Linked DNA regions of Mus musculus: region 2 is linked to region 1. A link is a loop called in an ENCODE intact Hi-C map of the cell type or tissue named here. Cell type or tissue: left cerebral cortex. All regions are shown on one strand. Each heading gives the region's core, and the rest is flanking DNA. Links, peaks and the distances in the headings are about the cores only. Region 1 holds the start of Gm33015 (a long non-coding RNA gene). Region 2 overlaps Nell1 (NEL-like 1).

Evidence for each region. Peaks named below come from ENCODE experiments on the same cell type or tissue, not always from the same donor. Only the 100,000 strongest peaks of a DNase experiment are listed, where the experiment ranks them.
Region 2: a loop joins it to region 1, with 4 times the contacts of the local background. A loop is called at or near these places in 2 of 42 quality-filtered maps.

What each region holds. Positions count from the first base shown.
Region 1 is chr7:51,437,756-51,450,758 of GRCm38, forward strand. It overlaps Gm33015 (a long non-coding RNA gene), which reads right to left and starts at 6,320. Exons shown (of 3, transcript XR_391461.1): 1 at 6,269-6,320; 2 at 4,726-4,731; 3 at 4,135-4,527. In left cerebral cortex, for the core only: no CTCF peak of the experiment used is centred there; no DNase peak of the experiment used is centred there.
Region 2 is chr7:50,478,518-50,491,520 of GRCm38, forward strand. The region is part of intron 13 of Nell1 (NEL-like 1); the gene reads left to right. Among named protein-coding and RNA genes, the nearest start is that of Nell1os, 91 kb to the right of the region's middle. In left cerebral cortex, for the core only: a CTCF peak has its summit at 6,995 (motif pointing left); DNase peaks (open chromatin) are centred at 3,677, 3,847 and 6,988; H3K27ac peaks cover 341 bases.

The DNA of each region.
Region 1 (13,003 bases), core at 3,165-11,164:
CACAGCAGCAGTCAGTGGGGGCCAATGACACAGGACAAGACAGGCTAAGACACAAGAGATGTGCTATGATACCCAGGAGTATATTCATTGCTGTTCCCTAATGCACAGGATAAAGAATTTAGCTGCAATGGTAGGGCGGTACAACTTGGATTAATTGACATTTTAGTTCAAGAGATCAGAAGGATGAGGTCTTAAAACTGAATTAGATTGAATAATAGAAAACAAAGTTTGATGAACCACATTTTCATTACCCATTCATAAGTTGATGAATACATTTCCACAATGGAATATTATTCAGCTGTCAAGAAAAAAAAAAGGCTTGTTTTCTCTTATATGTGAATGTTGTCTTTTCAGCTTTAGATATATGTATTTTATTCAGAATACACACCGAGGTTAGGTGATTAGTAAAGAGCCAAGGGTGGGGGTGGGGGAGGCTTTAAAATGAGGAATTATAATATATTGGGGTGTGTGTGTGTGTGTGTGTGTGTGTGTGTGTGTGTGTGTAGTTGTTGTTGTTTTTTGAGACCAGCTTTCTCTATCTAGACCTGCATGTCCTGGAACTTACTCTGTAGATCCAGCTAACCTAGAACCCAGAAACCTAACTGTCTTTTCCTGGGATGGATATAGAGTTATAGAGGGATAAGGTGGAAACTAAAATAGGAGAATTAAATAGGGAAGTGGAGGGGAGTGAAGGGAAACTGATGGAATATAAGGAGGGACAACTAACATGGGCCATTTGAAAACAGTACGGAAACTACTACAGTCGAAGCTTCCTAAAAGAAGTATATGCATGGAAAGAATCTAAGTGGAGCCAGCAAAAATAAGGGAAACAGTGCCCCAATGACATCATAGTCTATCAAATAAAACCCTCACTTTTGAGAATGGGTTACATCTGGTTTAGCCACTCACCAAAGGGCTCCTCTCATAGACCCTGACAATCATTGACAGTTGCCAATGCTATTGGTTACCCTCTATAACCTGAAGGTAAGGTCCTATTACTGAAGAAATCACTTATTCATGTCATAGAACACGAAGAAATCATCCTGGTGTTCAAATAGAGGCTACTCCCTTATTGACTAGCATTCATAATGCTGGAAGGTACAATGTAAACTACTACTGGAGGAGAAAAATAAACCTCTGTCTCACCAATCGACAAAACCTGTTTACAAGATATACTTGTGCAACAGCTGCAAAAATATTATGGGAGTAGCCAAATACTTTTTGATTGGACCTCTCCATGATATGTAACCCATTCCTGACACTGTTAATGAGACCAAACCCCTGAAACTAGATAGGCCATAGGCCACAGAGGCCCCACTATTAATATTCTGCTAAATCAATGGTTCTCAGCCTTTCAAATGCTGCAACTTGCTAATGCAGTTGCTCATGTTGTGGTGTACCCAACCATAAAATTATTTTTGTTGCTATTTCATAGGTGTAATTTTGCTACCGTTATTAATCATAATGTAAACATCTTGATATGCAAGATATCTGAGATGCAACCCACAGGTTGAGAACTGCAGTGCTAAATGAACATAGCAATAAAACTACTCTTAATCTATACCTGTAGATCGATACTGCTGGACATTTGCTTTTAATAATCTTTAAAAAGAAATGATACTGAACACAACTATAAATCAGGAGAGTGCCTCTTCTTTAATATATACTGTGCATTTAATTCTCATGAGAGCACAGGCTGGTAAATTTATCATCACTATTTTCCAAAGAAGGATACAAAGGTGAGAGGTGTTTGGTGACTATCCAAAAGTGACATCCCTGAACTGAGAAAAATGAGAACTAATGTAAAACTAGAATTAGTCTGGAGGTTACCACAGCCCTCCACTGAAGGCATGGCATTGAAAAGCCCATCATGGTTAGAGTTTTGAATTCATGGTTATCGTGGTTTAATTAGGCTGACATACAATTTGTTGAGTCAGAAGTCTTGAACCTCCTGCCTCAGCCTCCTATGTGCCAAGGATGCAGACATGCACCACCATGGCACCAAACTGTCATTTTGGTGTTAAGTATAAAAGCATTAAGTGTTGCTGTCACCAGAATCAGTTAGGCCATTGCTCAGCCATGATTTTCCTTTACTCAAGAATCTGCATCTAAGGGTAAGTGACTGACTACGGGATGCCCAGCCCCAGTGAGTGTGTCTAGAACACAGATTCTTTACCTAAGGAACATCACAGAACAAAGGATGGAAAGATCGTAAGTATGCCACCTGATAAATTCACCTGCTAGAAATGACAAAAAAAGCTGCACCCATAAAATCTACTATATGGTTACCTAAACTAGTCCCACGTGAAGACAATGTTTAGCATGACAGTGTGCACATGGGAACTTTCACAAGGTCCCAGCCCCAGATGATGAGCTATAACCAATTAATTATTTCTGAGGGAGGGAGAATGAGTCTTTTCTGGTGACAAGGTCTCTGATAGGCTATCCAGTCCCTCTATACAACATATGCAATGCAAGATACACTAAATGAGTGCAGAAGACAATCTCCCTATCCCTGTCCCTCTACTTCTCTTTCCTGTGTTATATCATCTCCAACTGGAAAGTCTCTCTCTCTCTCTCTCTCTCTCTCTCTCTCTCTCTCTCTCTCTCTCTCTCTCTCTCTGTGTGTGTGTGTGTGTGTGTGTGTGTGTGTGTGTGTGTGTGTGTGTGTGTCTGTAATTTTAGTTTCATTCATTATCATTTTGACGGCACAACATCAAATGATCACAGTTGCCTATGTCAAGTTTCTTGAAACAGTGATTTTAATTTCAGTCAGTGAGCACTCCATCTTCCATCTTACAGTAGGACATCAAGTCCTGACTTTTCATGACCTTGGCCACCCCTTCTATTCTCCTTTGGCAGACATTATTCCTGAATCAAGGAAGCACTGGTGTCCTGGCAGCTCTTCTGCCTACAAAAGCACAGCAACCATGAACCCCAATCCGCCCATGCACCTCAACTTCACTTTTTTCTCAAGTGCCTTTTAATCTTTGCTCTCTAAGCCTACTCAGGTCAATAAAAAAAAAAAAAAAAAGAAAGGAACATAGCAAATGTTCTTTTACATGCATTGTTGACACTCATTGTGTGACTGTACCAAGCTTCAAGATCTCACAGCTTTAAAACACACTCAGCACACAGCTTCATGGAGGAAAGGCAGATCCCATCCGTCCTCTGTTGGACAAAAATTAAATGACCACATTGACTTTTGTTTTCCACCACAGTGCTTTGTATTCAGTGGATTTTCCTTGTATACGATGTTTTTTCTGAGTGTGTTTCTAAGTCTGGGATGGCAAGGATGCAAAAATGAACAGGATCCAATTTCTCTCCCTAAAGACCTCACAGAGTCTAGTCAAGGGTATTTCTGAAAATAAGAGTTACTCTGACACACAACTTTACTGGTTCTATGGGAACCTCTTCAACAGCCATTTAAGATGTACATTCTCAAAGCTAAAAGAAAAAAAAAAGGAACATTCTGAACTCTCATATGCCAAATGACAAGATAACAAAGGGTATTCTATGTGCTGGTAAGTTTGGGGGCTCATGTCAAGCAGCATGCCTGATTTTGTATTTGTGGTCTACCCATACATAGAGAGCTGTTGTGAGCACTTTCCACACTGGCCTTTATTTCAGTTCAGATAACCCAGCATGTGATGGTGTAACTTATACCTTCAATAAAATTAAGGTGACAAAGGAGAAGAAAAAGAGGCAGACTTGAAATTTGTTGTTTGCGATTCTGTGTAATAAACAACTCCTACTTACTCCTGTCAGCTCCATTCTAATGATGCCTTCTGGATATGAGGAACTAAAAGGTAGTAAATAATAATAATAATAATAATAATAATAATAATAATAATAATAATGTCCTTAAAGGATTTTACCCTATGGAGAGTCTATAAACTTACTTTCTGTGTGGTATTGTGCTTTAAAATGATCTCATATAAGTATGACATTATATGTAGATTATGTTTATGGGCATAGACACTGTGCTTGTTTATGTGAATTAATTTCAGGTTGCACCCAAAGGACAGTTAGTACTTAAAGTACTGCACTTGAGAATCCATATTCTATAGCCTTGTACTCCTAGAATATGCATAATACTTATCTGCCAACTAAATAAAAAAGAAGCAATAACATTCCAAAGTGACTTCTTTGGCAGCAAACATTTATTCTAAATCTATTCTAGTCAAAGAAGGCCATAATTTGCAAGAGGAATGTTAACTTACCCTCGGTGGTGAGGGTATGTGGTGCTCAGACCTTCTTGTAGGTAAGAAAGTAGTTTATAAAATCTAAAGTCTGTTAAGAACTAGACATTGAAAGTTGGCTTAATGCAACTGCATTGGGATTTCATTTCAAAGCAAGATGTTTGAACCTTCTCATCCTAAGAAATGCTTCTGTCACTTGGTCCAGCTGGAAGAAGTCCATCTAAAACAGAACTACTCAAGCATGGAAAATGAGCATTGCCTGAGGTCACAGAGCTTCAGATAACATTTCAAGAAGGGCACTTTCAGGGCCTGCTCAGCAACAAACCTGGAGAAATGAAAGAATACAATCGGTGTGTTTGTTACTCTTCCATTGCCGTAATGAAGTACCCAGCCAAAAGCTTCTTATAGAAGGAAGAATTTAGCCCAGAAGGTTCCAGAGCGATAATAGTCCATCCTGGTGGGGTGGTGGCATGGCAGCAAGCTGCAGACACAGTGGCAGGAGCAGGAATCTTGAAAATATTACCTTTAACTGTAAACAGGAAGCAGAGTTGGAAGAGGCTGCTATAAACTCCCAAAGCCATCCCCCAGTGATGTGTTTCCTCTAGAGAGACTCAATTGTTTAGAACCTCTCCAAACAGTACCACCAACTGGAGACCAAGTGTTCAAATGTCTGAGCCTATAGGTGATGGTAGGAGACCTTTCATATTCCATCTTACTAGTAAGGCTGAGAGCAAGAAAGCTTCCAAAAACACCGGAAGCTTTCTTGTTCCTGATTTCCCAAAGTGACCACTGCCCACTACTTAGCTTAGATCCCTTTCCCAAACAAAGTTCCCTCTAGGACCATTAACTTTCTTTAATGTATATTGAATAACTTGGGGACCATGGGCATATAACAGACACTTTTTGTTTACAAAGACCATTTACAAAGTGTGTTGTAGCCTTACAAATTATTTTTAATGGGCCACACACACTGGAATAATTCTATAAAGAAGTATAAACCTCCTGAAACAGATCAGAGGAAACCATCGTCCTCCAACAGAATTTGAAGTACAAGTAATGTAGAACTGGGGAGATGGTGTTTACCGTTCCAGCATGAGGGCATGAGTTTGGAGCCTCAGACCCCCATAAAGAGCTAGGTGTGACAGAAGCATGCGCCTATAATCGAGATGAGTGATGGAGGCAGGCAGACTCCAGGAAGCCTACTTACCTGGCAAAGCTTAGCGAAATGGGCAACCCTCTTCACGTGAAGTTACACACACACACACACACACACACACACACACACACACACTCACACTCACTCACACTCACACTCACACTCACACTCACTCACACTCACTCACACTCACACTCACACTCACACTCAGTGTTTTAGGGAAAAGAGAGGTCACAACATGTAAATTTATTGTATCCTAAGTAATAAAAATCTAGCACAAAGAACTAGGGATGTAGCTCAGTGAAGGAGGTTTTACCAAATATGCACAAAGCTAGGTTCAGACCCAGCACTGTAAACAACAAAAGACTAACATGAAATTGTCATGATAAATACCATAAGAAAGAGCCTTTAGGAGAAGTTGACCTTGACCTCAACAATAAGGGAATTCTTACCAATACCTAGATTCTTAAAAGGATCAAAGAAAATGAGAGATTACTTAAGATTATGTTTTCTTGTTAACTGTCTTGTGAACATTTATTGCTCAACCTTCAGTCTCTAACACTGTATACAGCAGGCACCCGACATACTACGTATTACATATTGCATGAAACTATGCTAGCCTATTGGGCACAAAGCCCTGATTTGGATCCCTAGCACTGCATGAATTGGCGTGGTGGTACATGTCTATAATGCCAGCACTTTTGAAATGGAAGCAGGAGGATGAGAAATTAAAGGTCATCTTTGGTTACATACCAAATTTGAGGTTGGACTAGACTATAAAGACATTGTCGCAATTTTTAAAATATATTGTGTTGCTCTTTAGGCAAGCCACTCTCTGCATTGCTTGAACCTCTTTAATGAATGTGAGTTAACTGTCCCAGAGGACACTTGTTCCTTTGGCCCAACATACCAAATCATGCTGCACTTCTCTGTCTTCCTCAGTTGCAAGGATTGGTGGTTCCATTACATCATTAGGCTTTCTTTGCACGCCTCCCTCCCCCCCATTTATTAATATCACACAATGTCCTTTGTGATGTAACAGAATTTGCCACTCACAATGGTAAGGTCTGCTCTATATTAGTTAACAAGTATCCACAGTGGGCAGCTTAGCACAGCAGGAAATCACTTTGCAAATGATTTGTTTTACTTTAGTCCTGTCATCCTGGGTAGCCCTGCCTGGCACATCAGCTCTGACTACATGCAATCAGAATCAAGGCATGTTCTCACCCTTCATCACACTTGGCATGTTTTCTTTCCAGACACATGTAGTGGATATTGTGCAGATATCCTCCAGCAAATTTCAGGAAGACTAAAGTTTGTTTGTTTGTTTGTTTGTTTGTTTGTTTTCTATTAGATATTTTCTTTATTTACATTTCAAATGCTATCCCAAAAGTTCCCTATACCCTCCCTGAGCTCTGCCCCCCTACCCACCCACTCCTACTTCTTGGCCCTGGCATTCCCCTGTACTGGGGCATATAAAGTTTGCAAGACCAAGGGGTCTCTCTTCCCAATGATGGCTGACTAGGCCATCTTCTTCTACATATGCAGCTACAGACACGAGCTCTGAGAAAACAAAACACCCATGGAAGGAGTTACAAAGACAAAGTTTGGAGCTAAGACAAAAGGATGGACCATCCAGAGACTACCCCACTCGGGGACCATCCCACAATCAGCCACCAAACCCAGACATTATTGCATATGCCAGCAAGATTTTGCTGAAAGGACCATGATATAGCTGTCTCAAGTGAGGCTATGCTAGTGCCTGGCAAATACAGAAGTGGATGCTCACAGTCATCTATAGGATGGAACACAGGCCCACCAATGGAGGAGCTAGAGAAAGCACCCAAGGAGCTGAAGGTGTCTCCAACCCTATAGGTGGAACAACAATAAGACTGAAGTTTTTAGAAGGCCACTCTTCATATTTAGGGTTAAGAAATCTGAGGAGTAGACACAGGAGCAAATCACCTGAAGCCATTCAGTAAGCACCAACGCAGGAGACTGCCCATTCTGCATCTGCATGTTTCAAACCCAGACCTGTAACCATCACCCTGAAGAGTCCCAGACTTGTTTCCTGTTCAGTCTCTAGCTTCTTTTATCTATTTTCTCCTTAATCTTGGCCTTTTTATTTTTAATGTCTCTCTCTCTCTCTCAATACACTTTCTCCACAAAATGTTATCCAAATCCAGTTCCAATGTGTAGTAAATATTAGTGGAATGAGAAGGCAGTGGGCAGTCAACACTAAAGACCTGATCACTTGACTCCATCTAATTCAGCTTCTAAGAACTGCACTAGTGATCATGACCTTTTCACTAAATCATACATTAGCAGTGGCCCTGAGCAAATCATTTTATAATTAACAATTTAAAAAAGAAGAAGACTTTTATTGATCTGCTAAAATAAGGTGAAATTAATACATTTATTTACATGTGTAATCTCAGGAATGTACATTTTCGGTTTAAATTTTCTATAGAATAAAAACACTACACACCCAAATTAACCAAACCCAAAACAACTCATTGAAGTCCTTCTATACAGTTGGAGTTGACATTTGGAATGAACACTGTGAGACTTCACATCAAATGTCTCATTTTCACCATCAAATATATTTTACTCAGTGATTCACCACCAAACTAGAACAATGACGTCAACAAAAACTCCCTGACAGAAAAAGAATAAGCGTTGTACCATCTCTTATGAAACATCATGTGATATCTTTATCTGCAAGCTTTTTAATAATAATAAAAATTTTAAAGTTTTCTAATAGAATAAATGTTACCTACTCATTATCCAAAGTTCCTAGAATCTACAAGTGAATAGTAACAGGAAAATAAGAGGATGATTTTATAACACCTTAAATCTTCACAAAGCCCATGTGTTTCTAAGTGACAGGACTGGAGAGCTCAGGGCAGGCAGGAGGAAAACTAGATTGCTCCTTGAAAGAGTAATTTGTGTGTAATTATTACTTAGCAGAGAATTTGTGCATTGCATGGTTCATTTATTATACTCTGCTGCCACTCATATCTAACATCAAAATAGTTGAGTTGAACACATCCAAAATTAAACAATAAAATTCTAGAATAAATGTTATTTTAATGAGGTTAAACGTTTTTCCCTTTTTGATAACCAGTCAAATAGTTTTAAGGTTTAAAGGTGAATTGCGTTAAGCGTCATCTCTATTGTAAGACTTAATTTGTATTGAGTGTGTAGATACATTATAAACATCTCAACCAAAGCATGCTGGACCCAAGAAAGGCACAATAACCGATTAGGCTGTTGGCAAGGCCAGTGAAGAATGGCTCCCAGAACTGTATTAAAGGGATTGAATTGTTTTACCAATATACTAGTGTTCTAACCAACTATGTGATCTTTAAATCTTGACTGGGATAAAGAGAAGCATAAAGTGAAAACAACTGTCCAAAAAGAATTAAATTTGAAAATCAATGATGAACAAACTTTAATGCTAAATATTCTAAATAGTATTTTTGTCTCCTTTGGTGTACTTGTTCTCTCTCTCTCTCTCTCTCTCTCTCTCTCTCTCTCTCTCTCTCTCTCTCTCTCCTTACTCCCCCCTCCCTCCCTCTCCCTCTCAGCCTACTTCTTGTCTGCAGGTGAAATGTGAACAGCTACATTCTGTGTCAGCTAGTTTTATGGCAACTTAATGCAAGCTAGAGCTATTTGGAAAGAAGGAACCTCAAGTGAGAAAATAGCCCCCAGCAGAATGGCTTGTGGGGTGTTTTCTTGACTGATGATTGATTTTGCAAGAACCTGGATGATTGTGGGTAGTGCTACGCCCCAGGCAGGTGGTCCTGGGGTACAGTTTTTTTTTTTTAAAGCAGGATGATGAAGTGGTGTGGAAACAGCCAGTAAGCAACATTCAGTTCATGCTTCCAACCTCCTGCCTTGAATCTCTGCCCCGATGAGTCCCTTCTGTAATTGACTGTGATGTGGAACTCTATTTGAAATAAAGCCACGAGTATATTGTCATTGTCCATATTTACTCATGAAAAAAAGAAGATTTACAAAATACCCCCCCCAAATGCTTTGGTTTTCTGCACAGATAGAATCTGAACCCAGATCAACCTGTGTTCAGTCTGCACTCGTTTTATAGGTAACTTGTGTTCAGTTGATGAAGGGTCATGGGGGTTTACCTACAGATCTTGCCTAGAGGATGGGACCCAAAATGTAAGAGCTAAAGGGTGGGTAGGAGTGCTGTGAGCCTTTGTCTTCAGGAATTAGCATGGCTCATGAACTTACAGCAGGTATGGTCATCTACACAACCACTGGGGGGGGGGGAATCCCAGCACAGATGAAGTGGACAATCTCTAACCCACCCATTGATGAGGAGGTTTAGGCAATTGGTTGTTCCTGGAGGAGAGATAATCACTCATTTTTGACAATGTGGCAATTGTAGCTTTATAATTTTTCCAATGAATAGCCTTACTATCATGCACCTATGACCAACACTAACTGTATCTAGAGGATTAGTTGGAAGGGGCGTGTAAGGAGGGACCTGTAGAGAGTTGGAGGTAGATATGGTCATATTTCATTGTATGCATGTATAAAATTCTCTGAGATAATTTTAAAATATACAGATGTTCATTCAATGAAAAGTAGATTTTAGCTCCATGGATTCTGCCATTTGTAGACCAGAGTTCAGACTGTGGTCCAATAGTGTTTTGTCTTTTGTTGTATGTCCTAGTTAATTTGTAATTAATGTCCCAGCTAAACTGTTTCTGTATAGTGTATGTGTATGTATATATAATTCCCATTATCCTAGTGCTTCTACCATTTGGAATGCATTCTACAGATACAACCCTAAGTAATTAGAAAGAAATCTTATGCCCAAAATATAAATAGATGATAGGTTGTTAAGAACCTCATATACACAAGGTAGTATAACTGAAATTATCTCAGCATTCTACATTTCCAGAATGAGACAGTTGTCATAGTGACAGGACAAAGCAAAAGCTGTACTACCACAACCATTTCAGTTGCCATGGTTGCTTTATAAACACACCAGAAAGTTGGAGATTTAAATCAACAGCCATCATCTGTTTCAGTGTTTGTGACCAGCATCCTGACCTGAGTGCATTAGGGAAGTTTTCCTTTGGAACTTGTCTGAGATCACTAAACCTGTGGTGATCTCATGACAAATCAGCTAAGGCAAGGTGATCTAACAGGGTTCTGTTCTTATATCTGACCATAGATACTGGCTATCATGGAAGACATTCTCTGTGAGTTCTCATCCTGCATAGAGGCATCCATGGGAACTAGCATTCAGTCTTTCTATCTATTATGGAGGTCTCTCTCTTCATGGAGTCCTCTGTGCATACTGGCTATCATGGATGCTTCTCTCTGTGCGGTCTCTCTCTTTATCCTGTGGCTTCACACAGTATTTACCAGGTTTCAAGGTGGGAAAAGCTTGATGTGGGTTTCTCGGGGAATTTTGATTTATGAGTTATACATTATATCCAGCATGTTCTCTAGTTCAGTACACATTGCAAATCCAGTTCAAATACAACCTCCTATCTTGATAACACAAGCAGAAACATCACATTGCAAAATACAATTGGAAATAATTCATTAAATTTTGTTCTTTATTTGATGAATTCCAGAATTTACTACAGTACAGTGATTCTAAAACACTGGGCATTTGAGTGCTGTATGCCTCCCATGAACTAACACCACCTCTCAATTATGTTCCTCCTCCATCCACAAGGATGAGACAAATGCCATTACATGGTAACTAAACGAATACTGGGTAAGGTGGTCTTTCTTGTTCTCTAACAGAATGTTGCTTATGCAATATTGAATGGTTGTAAAAACAACAAATCAGAGAAATTAACAGCAACATGGAGAGATCATTAAAGCACAGGGTTGACTTTCATACAGAACCACTATAAAATACTCTCTGGTTTCCATGGCACCTATCTACTCTTATTGAACTGGTATACTTGTAAAACATTAGGGGAGGTGTAGCAGAGAATAGAATGAGGCATAGGAAGGTGGGTGAAATATGAAACAAAAAGTGAAAATGAACCAGGAAGGATGAGTGATAATTATCTAGGACATAATGAGAGGTATAATAAATCTATACCAGCACATTGAGTTGAAAAATCCTAAAATATTGCATGCAATAAGAGTTACAATAATTGATAAGAAAAACAGACATGAGTTACCAAATAAAAAATAGCTATCTTGTCCTCTGAAGTAACTCCTGCAAATATGCATATATAATATAACATACCCTTTAATATAGGTGAAATCCCTGACCATATACAAAAAAGCATTTTCAAAATATTTTTGTGTTTGACAAATAGACAAACGGATACAAGTTTTATTTTACGTGAATGATGTTTTGATTGTTTTATCATGAAAATGTAATATTAACTTAATTAATTAAGAAGTGAAATAGTGAATTGGATGTACTTGAAATTCAGAATAACTGAAATGATGCTGATGGTGACATTTGCTATGTTTAAAACCTTGGAAACTCATTTTCAATGAACATTTGTTTCTGATCCAGGGGACAATGTGGCCAGAAGTAATAACCCAAGCAAGTTGAAGTGATTTATGTGGATAAGGAGGCTGAAGACAATGACAGGCAACACAGTACAAAACTTCATGCTTGGGCTGAGGAATCCAAGTGAGATTTTCCATAATCTTTGGGTATTATTGTTGCTGGATTCCTTTTCCTCCAAACACTTAAAGAAGTATTTCAACAAACAAAATCACCATACATAGGAACATGTTACTTGCATATGAAGCTATGATGGTTGCTCTTCACTGTCAAGTTGGCTTCAATAAGATTCACTCATGAAATACACCTGTACAGCATGCCTGTGGGACTTTCTGGAGATATCTAAAGCAAGGAGGTAGATCTGTCCTGGATACTGGTTTCATCACCCTATAGAATAAATCCTCACATGGAATAAGAGTCAAATTGGAGAACTAGCTATGTTCTGTTTCTGGATGTGCCCAGATATGATCCAGCAATATTACACCCCAGCACAGGTGCAAGCCACTCCTACCACTATGGCTTTCCTGATACTATTGACTATACCATCAGGCCATGAGCAGAGTTAACACCTCTTCCTTTCAGCTCATTTTCTATGCACTTGTTTACAGCAATGAACCGAGTGACCAACATCCCCAGAGAGCACATTTTAGGATGAGAGCCAAAATATAACAGTACCCCAGTGAGGAAGACTCTGAACAAGTTGGGAGTCTAGCATGATCACCAGGCTGTTCATTGACCATCATTGGATAGGGCATTTTAAAAATATCTTGCCATTTTTAAAGGAGGAAAATATCCAAATCACTTGAAACTATGCATATCATACAAAAGAAAAGTGGATCACAAATTGAATTTCTGTACCTAGTGTGTATTTAATGCCTGCTATGTGTCAGCAATTGCTTGATGTGCTGTAGAAATAACTTAAAGAAACCTACAAACATGCCATCTCAAATATATAGCTGAATAGGGAAACAGACCAAAATTAGCAGAACCAAAATATAAGAAACAGATAAATCAATAGAGAGCTTTAGGTTAAGATGGGATTGCCATTGGAATGGTTAGAGAGGGAATGTTGGAACAACAACATTAAAGACAGGCAGAGTCCTACAGGTTCCTTCTTCCAGGGGT
Region 2 (13,003 bases), core at 2,563-10,562, 960 kb before region 1:
ACTTACATAATGACTCATAACAGTAGCAAAATTACAGTTATGAAGTAGCAACAAAATAATTTCATGATTGGAGGTCACCACAATATATGGGACTGTATTAAAGGGTCACAGCATTAGGAGTTTTGAGAGCCATTGTTATATAACAATCTGAAATGCCAGTGAACCCCAGACTGACAGTTGAGTTACTTTTCTTTCCAAAGGGACTCCTGACTTATATAGGCTTACATCACAAAGTCACAATGAAATGACGTATCCATCTGTGCCTTAACAGAACTGAGTGAGAGTCCAGAAATAATAAAGGACACATTGTTTTGATTATGTATAAGTGATCTGTGTTAGGACTGGTGCACTGACAGGGAACAAGAAAGTAAACCATGGGTGGGGCTCACAGGTAGCAGAAAGTATAAAAAGAGGATGAGATAGAATAGACTCAAGAAAATGGAGAAGTATGAAGTTGAATTTGAAAGGAAGAAAAGGACAAAAACACCTTAAAATAAGTGAAGAACAGAGTGACCAAGGGGCACGAGATATGGATGTTGCATAGAGAATGCGTGAAGTTAAGGAATGTGAACTGTGCTCAAAGGATCAGCAAGTGTGCAGCAGTGCATGTGCTTGCAGGGGAGCATGAGTGGGCTCCATGATGGGCTTCAGGGCATGGAGTGATAAAGAGAAAAACTGGGGCAAGCTCTTGCCCATGTGGAGGTTAGATGGAAACCAAAGCTTTCTTGCCTATTCATCTCTTGTTGGGAACTAAGAAGGGGCCCAGGGGAAGACAGGGAAGGGGAAAACCCACACTCTGCCAGAGTTTTACCTATTCTCTGGTCTGTCAGAAGTGGGAGGGCTGCTGTCTACCTTCCACTCATCCCTGGATGGGCATTCAGCCTCTGGCCCACTGTTCAGGGGGTGGTCAAGGGGCAGCCCTACTTGGGAACCCCAGAGCTACTTTGCTAAAGCCTCCAGGATTATTAGGAGAGAGGGATGAGGGAAAAGGTTCCCAGCACTGTCCAGAGTGAGTGCAGCGGATCTTGATGAGCAGAGACTCTCTATGGTTTTAGAGCTTTATTATAGAAATGCAGGGAGAAAGAGAGAAGGGAGGGAGGGAGGGAGAAAGAGAGAGAGAGAGAGAGAGAGAGAGAGAGAGAGAGAGAGAGAGAGAGAGAGAGAGAGGAAGGAAGGAAGGAAGGAAAAGGCTAGAGAGAAAGAGAGTAAGAGGGAGAGAGGAGAGGAAAGAGGAGAGGAGAAGACAAAGAGAAAGGAAAGAGGAGAGAAGAGTGAGAGAAGTGAGAGGTAAGAGAACAAAGGAGTGAGAAAGCGAGGTGGGGGTCTAAAAGCCCCTTCTATAGTATGCTGACTTATCTTATTGTTGCTAGGTAACTGGGGAGGAGTTTAGCCTGAATGTCAGAAGCTTGGGCCATTGCCTACATGACTACTGACCATGCTTCTCTTATGGGGGCTGTGGGGGGCAGTAACTTATGCAGGAGCCAGAGTTCCAAGAGCATAAGGGAACACCTACCATGTCATTTAGGTGAATTATCACTCTTCAGGGTTCAGACCTCAGCTCAACTGGAGACCAGCCTGCATTTCCCCACAATCTCTGTAGGATATTATGCTCTAACTGATTCAAGTGACTTGAGACCATGAGATGTGTACACATGCTCACATCCTTGCATCTTTCTTTTTATGTTCAAGGCTATCACTGCATCAGTAACCTGTTGCAACCCAATACAGTGAGGTTCTAGGTTTTGAAATATGTCAGTAATGGAGGGAGATTTTGAGAATACTGATTTATGTGACAGCATAAGTATCCCAACTCTGATGTGAGATTTTCTTTCCTACTCTGTGACTAGGACCTCATCTCAATAGGATGAGTTAGTGGGGACAGAGGAGAAGGCATGAACCTTTGTGACCCAGTATCTGCTGCTTTTATACTGACTGACCACGGGGCATAATGGGGAATGAAGTAGTCACAGCAGGTGGAAAGCTGCGATGTATACTACAAGAACTAAATTTTCTTTAGAGGCTCAGAGAAAGTCACTGAACAATTGGTCTGAACAGAATACTAAGTGGGAATGATCATTGCAGCAGAATAACGCACTGTGAGTGGTCAAGAGAAGAAGGCCCTGAACTCAGAGATAAAGAAATTTGTTGAGCATACACTATACGTTTGTTCCCTCTCTCCATCTCTAAAAGCCTGCCTTCCTGAATATTGACATGTGCCTTTAGGCAAATCTCTTCAAACGCTCTGAGGCTCAGTTTCCTCAGTCCCAAAAGTTAAAGAATAATAATAATATCTACCTTAAAGGACTGTTAAATAATGGAGATAGGACCTACAAAGCACTTGGAACAGAGCCAGGCACATAGCAAGTGTTATGTAGCTATATATGTTTATTAATAACACTATTATCATTTTATGTGCTGAGTACAGAACAGTATTTTATATCAGCAGACATTATTATTGCCTTCATTTTTAAAATGGAAGAAACGAGTCTTTGAAAAGTTGAGCTACTTGTCCAACTAATAAGTGAATGAGTTGGCTGTGAATCCAGACAATCAATTATAGAACCCCAGCTCAGAGACATGGAAACCAGTCAGGTGACTGACACAAATGAATGGATCAGCAAATGATAACTTTGAGTGTGGTTATTTGAAATAGAACTGGTATGGAAAGAGAACATCTAAGCAGCTGAGAAATAAGGTCTGGCTGTGCAGTCTTTAATCAAGTCAGATGCAGAACTGGGGGCGATAACACTCTTGTTTGGGGTTTAGGAGCCTGAGCCACCTAAGCCACAAAGAATGCAAAGACTAATGGTGCCAAACTATTTCTTATTTATTCAACTATAGAAAGATACAATGCAAAGCTGGGTTTGGGACTCATGTATTAGTTGTGTTGAATAACATAAATCTAGGAAAAGACCCCTCCCTTATTGGAGGACCTTGTCTTAGATAGTACATTCCTTGGAGCAAAGTCAGGATCAGGAGCCCCATCATCGTGCAGCCTCATGATTCTATTTGAACTTGGGACGGGGGGAAGGGTGAATTTTATTTATCACAGTTGTGGAGGGGGTGCTGACTCTATTTTGTCTCTAGTCCTTTTCTGTCTCTTCTCTACTCTGCCAACAAGGTTTAGTTCAGGGTCTTAGAAAGAGGTTTACAGAAAGTAGCATTCCAGAATGTCCTCTGGTTCTGTATCTATTTCTCTTGGGCAAGATAAGCTAAGAGACTCTGTGTTGAGCTTCTTAGCTCATTCATGAGGACAAGAATACTGATCATCAAAGGTTGTCACAAGAATCAAATTATATGACACATGAATGCAATTATCTTGTATAATTCCTCGAACCCAGAAGACATTAATAATTAATGGTTTCCTTCCCTGCTCCATCAACCAAAGTTAGAACGGAAAACAAGAATTTATCTCCAAATGGATTTGTGGTGAGCCTACGTTTTGGAGTTAGAAGGATATGAATCAGGAGAATCAGAGTTAGGAAACCATCATCACTCTCAGGGCTGAAGGATGAAAAGAGGGGTTGCAGGGCACACAGAAGACAGAGATATGGGGCTGTATGCTGCGACAGCTGGTCAGAGCTGTTCTAAAGCTGTTGCCAGTGGAAGAGGCAGCATTGCTTTTCTCACCTCCTGCCTCTGAATTGAGAGCCAGCCAGCAGGGAACCTGCAAAGGGACAAAGCTCTGGATCCGGCAGGAGAGGAATGGATGCAAAAAATAGAATGTGTGTACGTCAGTGGTCAGTGGAGGATCATCGGTGCTGAAGATTAGAGAACAACAATAGCAGCAAAACATGGCTCACTCTAAGTATCCAGAAGTGCATCTCCCCACCTTCATGGCAGTGAGGCAGGTGGTGGCATGGGCTTCCAGAAATAACACTGAATGCATTAACTAAAACAACACTCCATGGAAACATTTTTTTGCGAAGTTGTAACAGCCCTTGTTGGAAAAATGGCTTTGGTGCCTATGGATATGGGAGATGCTGAGGTAACAGCAGTTAGATTTACTAAAGTTTTCTCAGTGCCTTTAGTAAGGATTATTTTGAGTCACTCTGCAGGGGATGTAGTATGTGGCACTCCTTACATCAGTTTTTGTGGAGTATTTCATGACAAAACTCTCCTTGAAAGGTAATGAAGGAGATTCTCAGCTAGGGATGATGGTGCAAGGGTCATTTAAGACTGTCTTACCTCTGCTGTAAGATACAAGCTGAGGCTTTCTCAAGGTCTTCACATTTAGTAGCAAATGCCTGTGTGTTACGATATTCTTCAATTTCCTCCAATATTTTTGAAAAGGAATGTCTTTGGATTAGTTTGTCATTACCAGCCATAACCTACAGGAGAGTTAAACTGTGCAAATAACTATCTTCAAGCTAAGGCCCCACTGGCAAGCATTTCTCTCTCTTGTGCCTCCTCTGACTGCCCATGTTAACATTCTTGATACAATTTGACAGGAACCTTGAGTGTAGATGACACTGAGACATACAGAAGTTGACCCTGTCTTTGTCATAAAGTCAATGGATCGATTATTGTAAATAGACATACACACTCAAAACACTTGTGGGAAAATCAGGATAGCTTTAGCCAAATACTAAAACCAGTTGTAGAATCAGTGTATTGTAGTTAGCATTAATTGTTAACCCAACACAGCCTCGAGCCATTTGAGAAGGGAGTCTCAATTGAGGGATCCCCCAGATCAGACTGACCTGTAGGCATGTCTGTGGGGGACTGTTTTGACTTTTAATTGGTACAGAAAGGCCCAGGCAACTTCAGTCAGCACCATCCTCTGTGCAAGTGTTCCTGAGCTGTATAGAAAAGCTAACAAAACATGACCCTACACGTAAGACAGCAGAGTTCTTCCATAATTTGGTTATTCAATATTCTAATCCAGATCTTGCCCTGAGTTGCCCTCAGTGATAGGCTGTGACCTGAAAGTGTAGGCTAAGTAAATCCATCCCTCTAAGTTGCTTTTGGTCAGATATTTTTATGACAGCTATAGAAAGGAAACTGGTACAAGGCTATTGGAAGTAATTGTTGGAGTTATACATATGGACAAAAGGGTGTCTTGTTTTGAAGAGGCTTCTGAGCTCCCCAGAACTTAGGTAGACAGAGGTGGGGAAAGAGTCTGGAATTTCATGTAGAATAATAGAATTTAGTGGATTGAGAGGAGGAAGGATTTGGCAGGCATTATGTCTGTTCTTTGGGTTATAGATTCATGGAAGGAAAGGATCAGCTGGTGACTTTTATGGCAAACCCTAAGAGGTTAGCTGGTTTATGAGCCTTCCCTCAACTGGTCCTTGGGCAGCTAATGGACAGTGTGGCTCAGCTTCTCTCTATGGACTATTAGTCAACTTTCTCCCACTGACAGTTAATTACAGGGAATATCCCTCTGCACGTTATCATGTGGATTCATCTGTATGGAGTCAGTAAGTTGGGTTGGGGACCAGTTTGAATTTCCTTTGAGGCGTTTTATTTCTGATGACATATTACCAAAATAGAAGACCCAGCAACTTCTGAGTTAAAGTAGTGAATTTTCTTTTTAAAACAATTGTACATATGCACCTGTAAAGATGGCTCAGTTAGTAAAGTGCTTACAAGGATGAAGACCTGAATTTTATCCCCCAGATCTATGGATAATACCAAATCGTGGTGTCATGCTTTCTTTCACAGTCCTGGTAAGGCAGAGACAAGCCAGTCCCCTGGGTCTTGCTGGACAAGCATCCCAGCTTACTTGGTGAGCTATAAGGCCAACAGAGGTCCTGGTTCAGAAAACAAGGTCGACAGTACCCAAGGAATGACAGGCTGGCCTCTGACTTCCCATGTATGCACACTTCTTCCTGAACATACACATGCACACACACACAGGGATGCATATGCTAGATCCCTATGATACCACATTTCTTTGTATTGTAGCACTTAGGGCTATGCTGTGGTCTTAGAACTTGAATTTCACAACATACAATAGATGCTTGCTCCATTTGGTCAGTTGTCCCAGGGTACCTACTCCACCTTCTTTCTTTCTTCTATATGCCACAGTTCACAGAAAAAACACCAGGGGAAAACCATATAGTTTTTGTTCTAGTTTTACATAGTGACTTTGATTGTACTTATGAAGGGCACCCACCTACTATAGCCACATAGTAGTTAAGAACACAGGCATTGCCTGACATAGGCTGAATTTGGCTGTGGTACTGGTGACCTGACCAGTAAGGGAAGGTGAGACTTAACTTTGGCATTAGGCAACCCCTTTCACAAAATATCATAGGGGTCTGGATCTCCTATTTTAGATTCCCTGCAACCTAAATGAATGACCTGCTCATTGATTATGCATTTGACTTATCATTTTGTCAGATATTTGTCAAGCTCTGACTGAAAGTTAGGTGCTGTTGCTAGGGAGAGAAAGATGAACATGAACAGAGTTCCTGCTCCTGTGGAACTAATGTAGGTGAGAAGATGTGAGTAAGAGGACAGTTTTCACTGTGTGTTTTCTAGAATGACAATTTCAAGTTGTGATAACGACAATGGCCACAACCAGTAATGAATGCTTTGAGGAAAACCAAGCAGGGCAGTTCCAGCAAGTCACTAGGGACAGGAAGAAGGCTCACTGAAGTGGGTTTTTAGCTTATGCTTGAGGATTAAGAAAGAATCCCATACGTGGCACTACAGGATGAGCATATTTCAGGAAGAAGGGGGAAGAGTGACGGACAAAGGTCCTGTGGCAGTAAGGTAAGTGTTGTTGTAGTCTAGTGAGGCCTGTGTAGCAAGGGCATGTTAAGAAGATGCTATAAGGTGCCCTGTGAACAAAAGGGAAGCTGAGTCTGTTGGGTTCTTGCTTTACTTTCTCCTAGTCAGGCTATGTAACTGTCAAGCATCCATTATCTTTTACCAAGATAACACAGTCAAGAAGGTGCTTCCAGGTTGCCATGGGACCTGCTGGAGCCAGGGCTTTCTGCTTTGGCTTAGCATTGTCAGCTTTGTAGTTTTAGCTGAACTGAAAGGCTGCCCCCTAGTGTTGCTTGGTGCACCTGTCCTGTTGCTGAAGGGCTGCAGAGGGGCTTGAGGGACTAGACGTGAAAGTAGAGCCTCTTGCCTTCTCCACACTGTGGGTTTTTGTGTGTTGCTTGTGTTCAAGCATCCTGGAAGGGCAGAAAAAAGCATTGCTAACACTAAATGACCCCACATCCCAGTTTTCTGATATGGGAGAATACTGGGGTCCAGGACCCCCCATTCTTCTACATAAAGATTCTAAATTGATTGATCATATATACAACCCAGATTTAGATAATTTTCTCAAACCTAGGTGAATACCACATGGCTCATCTGTGCAGCCAGGCTGTTCTTCTGGTCTAGAAAGATGCACATTGACATTTTACTGTTGTTTTCTCCAATGATTTTGGCTTTAGAACCAAGATCCTTTATCAAATTAGAGAATTGTTCCTCAGTTGATAACTCAAGAATTTCTACCAAACAGGTAGGTAGGTGTGCGTGTGCGTGCATGCGTGCATGTGTGTGTGTGTGTGTGTGTACATGTGTGTTTGATGGTATGCCTGTGTGCCACATTTATAATTTGTGTGGTTACATTGTGTGGTTACATGTATGTGTGTAGGTGCATTTAGACACAATGTGCATATGGTCCAAAAGTTGTGTGTGTGTGTATGTGTGTGTGTGTGTGTGTGTGTGATTATGTATGGCATGGAATGTGTCTAATTGTCATGTCTATAGTCTGTAGTGATGGTTTCCATGGTGATGCATGTGAATTTGAAAAAGATCCTGTATATCCTTAGCCATTTATCTATAATGGCCTTATTAAGTGATTTTTCCTTCTCTGCACTCTAATTTCTACTGTGAAATTCAGTGTGTCAATGGACTACCAGCCCTGCTCTTCTTGTAGGGATTAGTTAGGATAATACTATGTTCTTAGTTCCATGATCACAGTAAACCCTCCTTAGAAGTCTTCAGATGGAGATGAAATCTTAATGAATTTATGTTACCTTTCTGTGCCACATTTGTATCAGTTAAGTGGAAATAGCATTACTGTTGAACAGTACTTTGGCAAAAGAAAATTAGTTGCTCTCTTCAAGCATGTAAGTAATGTGCTGCAGAAAGTGAGATTCCTGGGTAGGTCTTTCTTTGTTGAAATATTTTTCTTCATCATTTGCCCTCCTTGGATTCTTTGCTCCTGACAGATGTAAGCATATTGTTTCTTCCCAACTTGACTCTGACCTGGTCCACAAATTACTGGGTATGGATACGTGATCCTGGTGGGGAATGAGTTTGGCTCAGAATTTGTGGAACACGGGAATATTTGGACTACTCACCAAGTTTCTAGGATCCTGTTGTGCTTAGCCACAGTTGTGAACATTTTCACCCTGTAAGGAGTGACTGGGGAGGACAAAGCTTTTGGTTTATACATAACGTTTGTGGTCTGGCAGTGGTTGCATCCGAGTGCTTGAGAAAATTTATATTTTAATCTATTTCCTGATCCCAATTCTCTCCTCTCTGTCACTCTTCTTGCCTGGCTGTCCCACTATGGGTTCTTGGCAGGTGGTGTGTTTCCAGTGGACACTGATTAAAGTTGTCCATTTCTCAAAGTGAAGTGTATATGGAACCTTGACCCAGCAGAGACTGGTTTGGCTGAAAGACACCATTTCAAATATGTTTCTGAAAAGTGCAGTCTGCATTTGTTTTCTTTTCAGAACAGTTCTGGAGCTGTTGGGAGTTGGAGGAAATGACAAAGCTGGGACTTGAAATAATGTTGACCTTGATGAAATGCTGGTAATACTGAGGACACTTAGCTGGACAGCTATTGCTGTTTTATCTTATCGAATCCAGTTTTCTGCTTATCTTTAAAACTGGCAGCTATAAAATGGACCTTAAAATTAAAATTCGATCAAATGAGTTGCTTTTTAATTAAACAAAAATATGCAAGGAGGAAATTATATGATTCATTTTCTTTCCAAGAATGAGTCTGAGAATAAAATATCATAGGCATAAGGCACTTTGTATCTTTGTATTATTTTAAGGATATCTATTCCCAGGGGCTTTTACCTAATTATATCTGAATGATATTAGAGTTTGGCCTCAATTGCTTCCCTGCTTTTCTGCATTTACATAGAATTTCTCAAAGAAATCTCAATCATTCCTGGTTGGCTTTCTGCAATTTTATATTTGTTACCTTGTAATACCTTATAGTGACTGTGCAAAGTATTTTTTCTGAAACCCATGTGATGTGTCCTTCCTGGTGAGGCAGATGGCTCGAGGCAGTTGGGACTTTTAATGTTCCTGTTAACCTTCTTAGAGTAGATGGATTTCAGTCCAGGCATTTAAAATGCAATTGTGTTTTTATCAGGTATTTTATAAATCATAAAATTGCTAGTGTGTTAAATAGAATTTTTTTATTTAACCAGATGGACCATTCATTTAGTCTGTCTGAGGTTAGAAGACACGCTTTCAAAAAATGAAAAGCTCAGTTTGGGGTTTTGTGTCTGAATTAATAGTGTGGTGTGGGGTGTGTGTGTGTGTGTGTGTGTGTGTGTGTGTGTGTAAGGCACAGAGAGCTGTTATAGTTGAGAATAAATTAATATTCATTGAAGCAAACCCAAAGCTTAGTGCCTACCATGTATCTAGTCTTTCCTTGACTACACTCCAATCTTGTGGTGGCTTGAATGATAGTGTGTCCCTTCAGCTCCGATATCAGAATGCTTGATCCCCAGTACATAGTACTAGTTTTATGGGTTTAGGAAGTATGGCCTTCCATACTTCTGCTCCAGTCACTGTTTCTGATGCCTCTGCTCTATGCATCATGGACTCTATCCATTTGGAACCATAAGCCCAAATAAAAACTTTCCTCCATAAGTTACCTTGGTCATCGTGTTTTATTACAGCAACAGGAAAGTAACAAAATCCTTATTAACTCTTTAAATAGATGATTACTGAGAACTTGCTATACACCAAGCATGACCCTATGCATAGGCACTGAGAAGGCAAAGACAAGGATACAGATATATCATTCTGTCCTTTTGTATTCCATCACCATTCAGACTTGGGGAAGTGGAATGAAGAAGGGGGAAAAAGAAGCAATATTTACTTACTGTCTACAACTTTTCTAGACAGCTAGATAGCTCACATCACCTTATTTATACTAATTATACATACTAAGTTAATGAGCTAAGTTTTTTATTCATTTTTCTAGGGAGAAAATTAAAGCTCATAAGTTAAGATCAATTTCTGAAGATTATACCACTGTTAAGAGCTGCATTAAGGACTGTCTTCTGACTTCAAATTTATACCCATTCTCTAGCATTTTGTTTTTTCTCTTTAAAGGTTGTACAGTGTTCTCATCCATTAAAAAACCCTACTTTCAACCCGTGGAGGCAGCCTTTGGTTTATCAAGCCTTTTCTCTAGGATTGAGAGCCATTCTCTGGGGTTGCACTAAAGAGCTCATGTATGACAAAATGCATATCTCTTCCTAGATTCCTATTTACTGGACAATGTAATTAAAACTGCAATGGAACTAGATTGCCCAAATAATATGGCATGTGACTCCATAGATGTTATTGAATGTTTTGGTTGAGATATGTTCTATTGTGGAGAAAACACTCATCTGAAGGGTTTTAATGACCTGCTGATGGTAAGATGGAATGGATAGTTTTTGAGACCCTACTTCTGTATCTATTCAAGTCTTTGATGCCTACAAATGCCTACATCTCAAATAAATTTGTTTTTATCCTGTGGAAGAAGTGAGATGAACTCTAGATTGAAGGATGATTTGTGTGTGACTTGATATGACAAGAGGAATCTATCTCTGCAGAAATCTCTGAAGACAAAAACTGAGCTAGGAAATCTGCTTCTACTATATCCACTGAGTGTTCTGTTCATCGAGTGGCTGTTTCCTGCAGGCTTCATGCTCAGGTCTGACAATTCTGATATGAATAAGTTGTAGGGTTCTTTCTTTCCTTTAATAAACACAAATTCTAATTGAGAGGTATTTATGTAAAATGTAAAATGTAGATTTTCTTTTGAGGTGAGTGTGGCAAATACAAACCAAGGCAAAAATTTTCAAACTAATCTTAACATAGGATCTCTGAGTTCAAGGTCAGCCTGATCTACAGATCAATTTCCAAGGCAGCCAAGGTTACACAGCCTGTCTCTAAACACAAAACAAAACAGATAAAGACAGAAGGGGTTGAATGAAGGCTTTTTGAGGGAATGTAAAGATGAGTTTTGTTGAATATGAGGAGATCACCAAGAATCAGGACAGAAGATGAGGTATGCTGATCAGTGGAGACAGATTCAATGGACAGCTCCAAAAACAAGTCATACGTGTATGAGGGAACAAAAGACCATGAGCTGCTTTAGTTCGTACAATCATTAATATTGATTAATAAGCTCTAGAATCACCTAGGAGACCAGACTTTGGGTGTATCTGTGAGGGAGGTTCTAGACTAGGTTGATTGAGGTTGAAAGACCCACTTGGAATGACCAGGTGGGGGTCTTGGAGTGAATAAATGGAGATAGCAACTAAGAGGTAGCACTAAGTGCTCTCTGCTTTCTGAGTGCAAATGTAAGGTGGCCAGCTACCTACAGCTCCTGCTGAAATAACTCCTTTGCTATGATGGACTCGACTCTCCAAATGTAAACCAAAATAAGCTAATGTTACTTTCTCTCGGACATTATATCACAGTAACAGGAAAACTTACTGATGCAGTCATTTTCCTACCACTCCTTCAAAATACATGAAGCAATCAACTTAAAAATAGAAAAGCTTTACTCATAGTTTTGGAGCCTTGATTCCATGTACAATTTCCTTGTGCATTTGGACCTGTGAAGAGGTGTATCTTTTAAGAAGAATAGATTGGAGAGGAGTTTGTGACACTTAAAATCATGGGATGGTAGCCTTATGACAGAGTTCATCTAACCCATCCAAGGTCATGTCATCATTGCCCTAGTTTCATCTACTAGACCTCAACTTCTACAAGTCCATCATTTCCCAGTAGTATCATAGACTGGTTTCCAGACCTAGCACATGGTCCACTGGGGCTCATTCCAGGTCCTTAGTATATCATATACCATGTTATGGAGGGTCTTGTGCATTAAGAAGAATGTACAGAACTTGGTGTTTAGTACCTTTGGGAAGGTTTTGTGGTAAAGTTCGAGTGGAAAATTCCTACAAATACATTGTTCTAGGTAAGAAAGTGTCCTGAATCAGGTCAATGAGGAATGAAAAGGAATGCTTAGTCTGTGCTAAAGGTTACAGTACTGGAGACCAATGTGGTTTAGTTGCTGATGGTAGACAAGTCTTCGGAGATTGGATCTCAGGTTCTGACTCAATGGCATGGATGGTTGGTGGCTTTACTGCCCAGATATTATTTGTTTATTTGGGTAAATGGATGAAGGCATCTTTAGAAATTCTGCTGGAAATAACTGCATCTTGAATAGATGCACATAACTGAAACTTTTGCAGCACTGGGCAGGAAGATGTGCATTTTCAGGATGTCAAGATAAGAGTATCACTAAAAAAACACTCAGTACTTGAATGTAGAACATAGTGATAGTACACAGTTTACTGTGCATGAGGTCCCGTGCTCAGTCCCTAGCACCAAAACAAGTATAGAAATGTATGGGCTTACACGTCAGAGAGAATACAGACCAGAGCCTGTGACAAATCAGCAAATAAGTAATTAAGGAGAAAGAGGAAAACAGCCAAAGAAACTGAATAGGAAAACCATCAGTAGTATATTGTTTTCAACTGAAGGGGCCTAGGATTTGAAAAAGGGAACTGAGAGGTCAGATGGTACTCCATGTGGATTGGTTTCACCTGGAAGGCTGTATTGTGGCCCTTGCTAAGGATGTGATGCTGACAATGTACACAAGTCAGTACCTTAGGCTTAGCAGGTAGGACTGCACTTTGACTCTTGTTTAGGATGCACATAAGACTGCATTGTGAGCTTGGCTGAGGATATGAGGGCACACTGAATAAAGATCACGGCTATATAATAGAGTGTG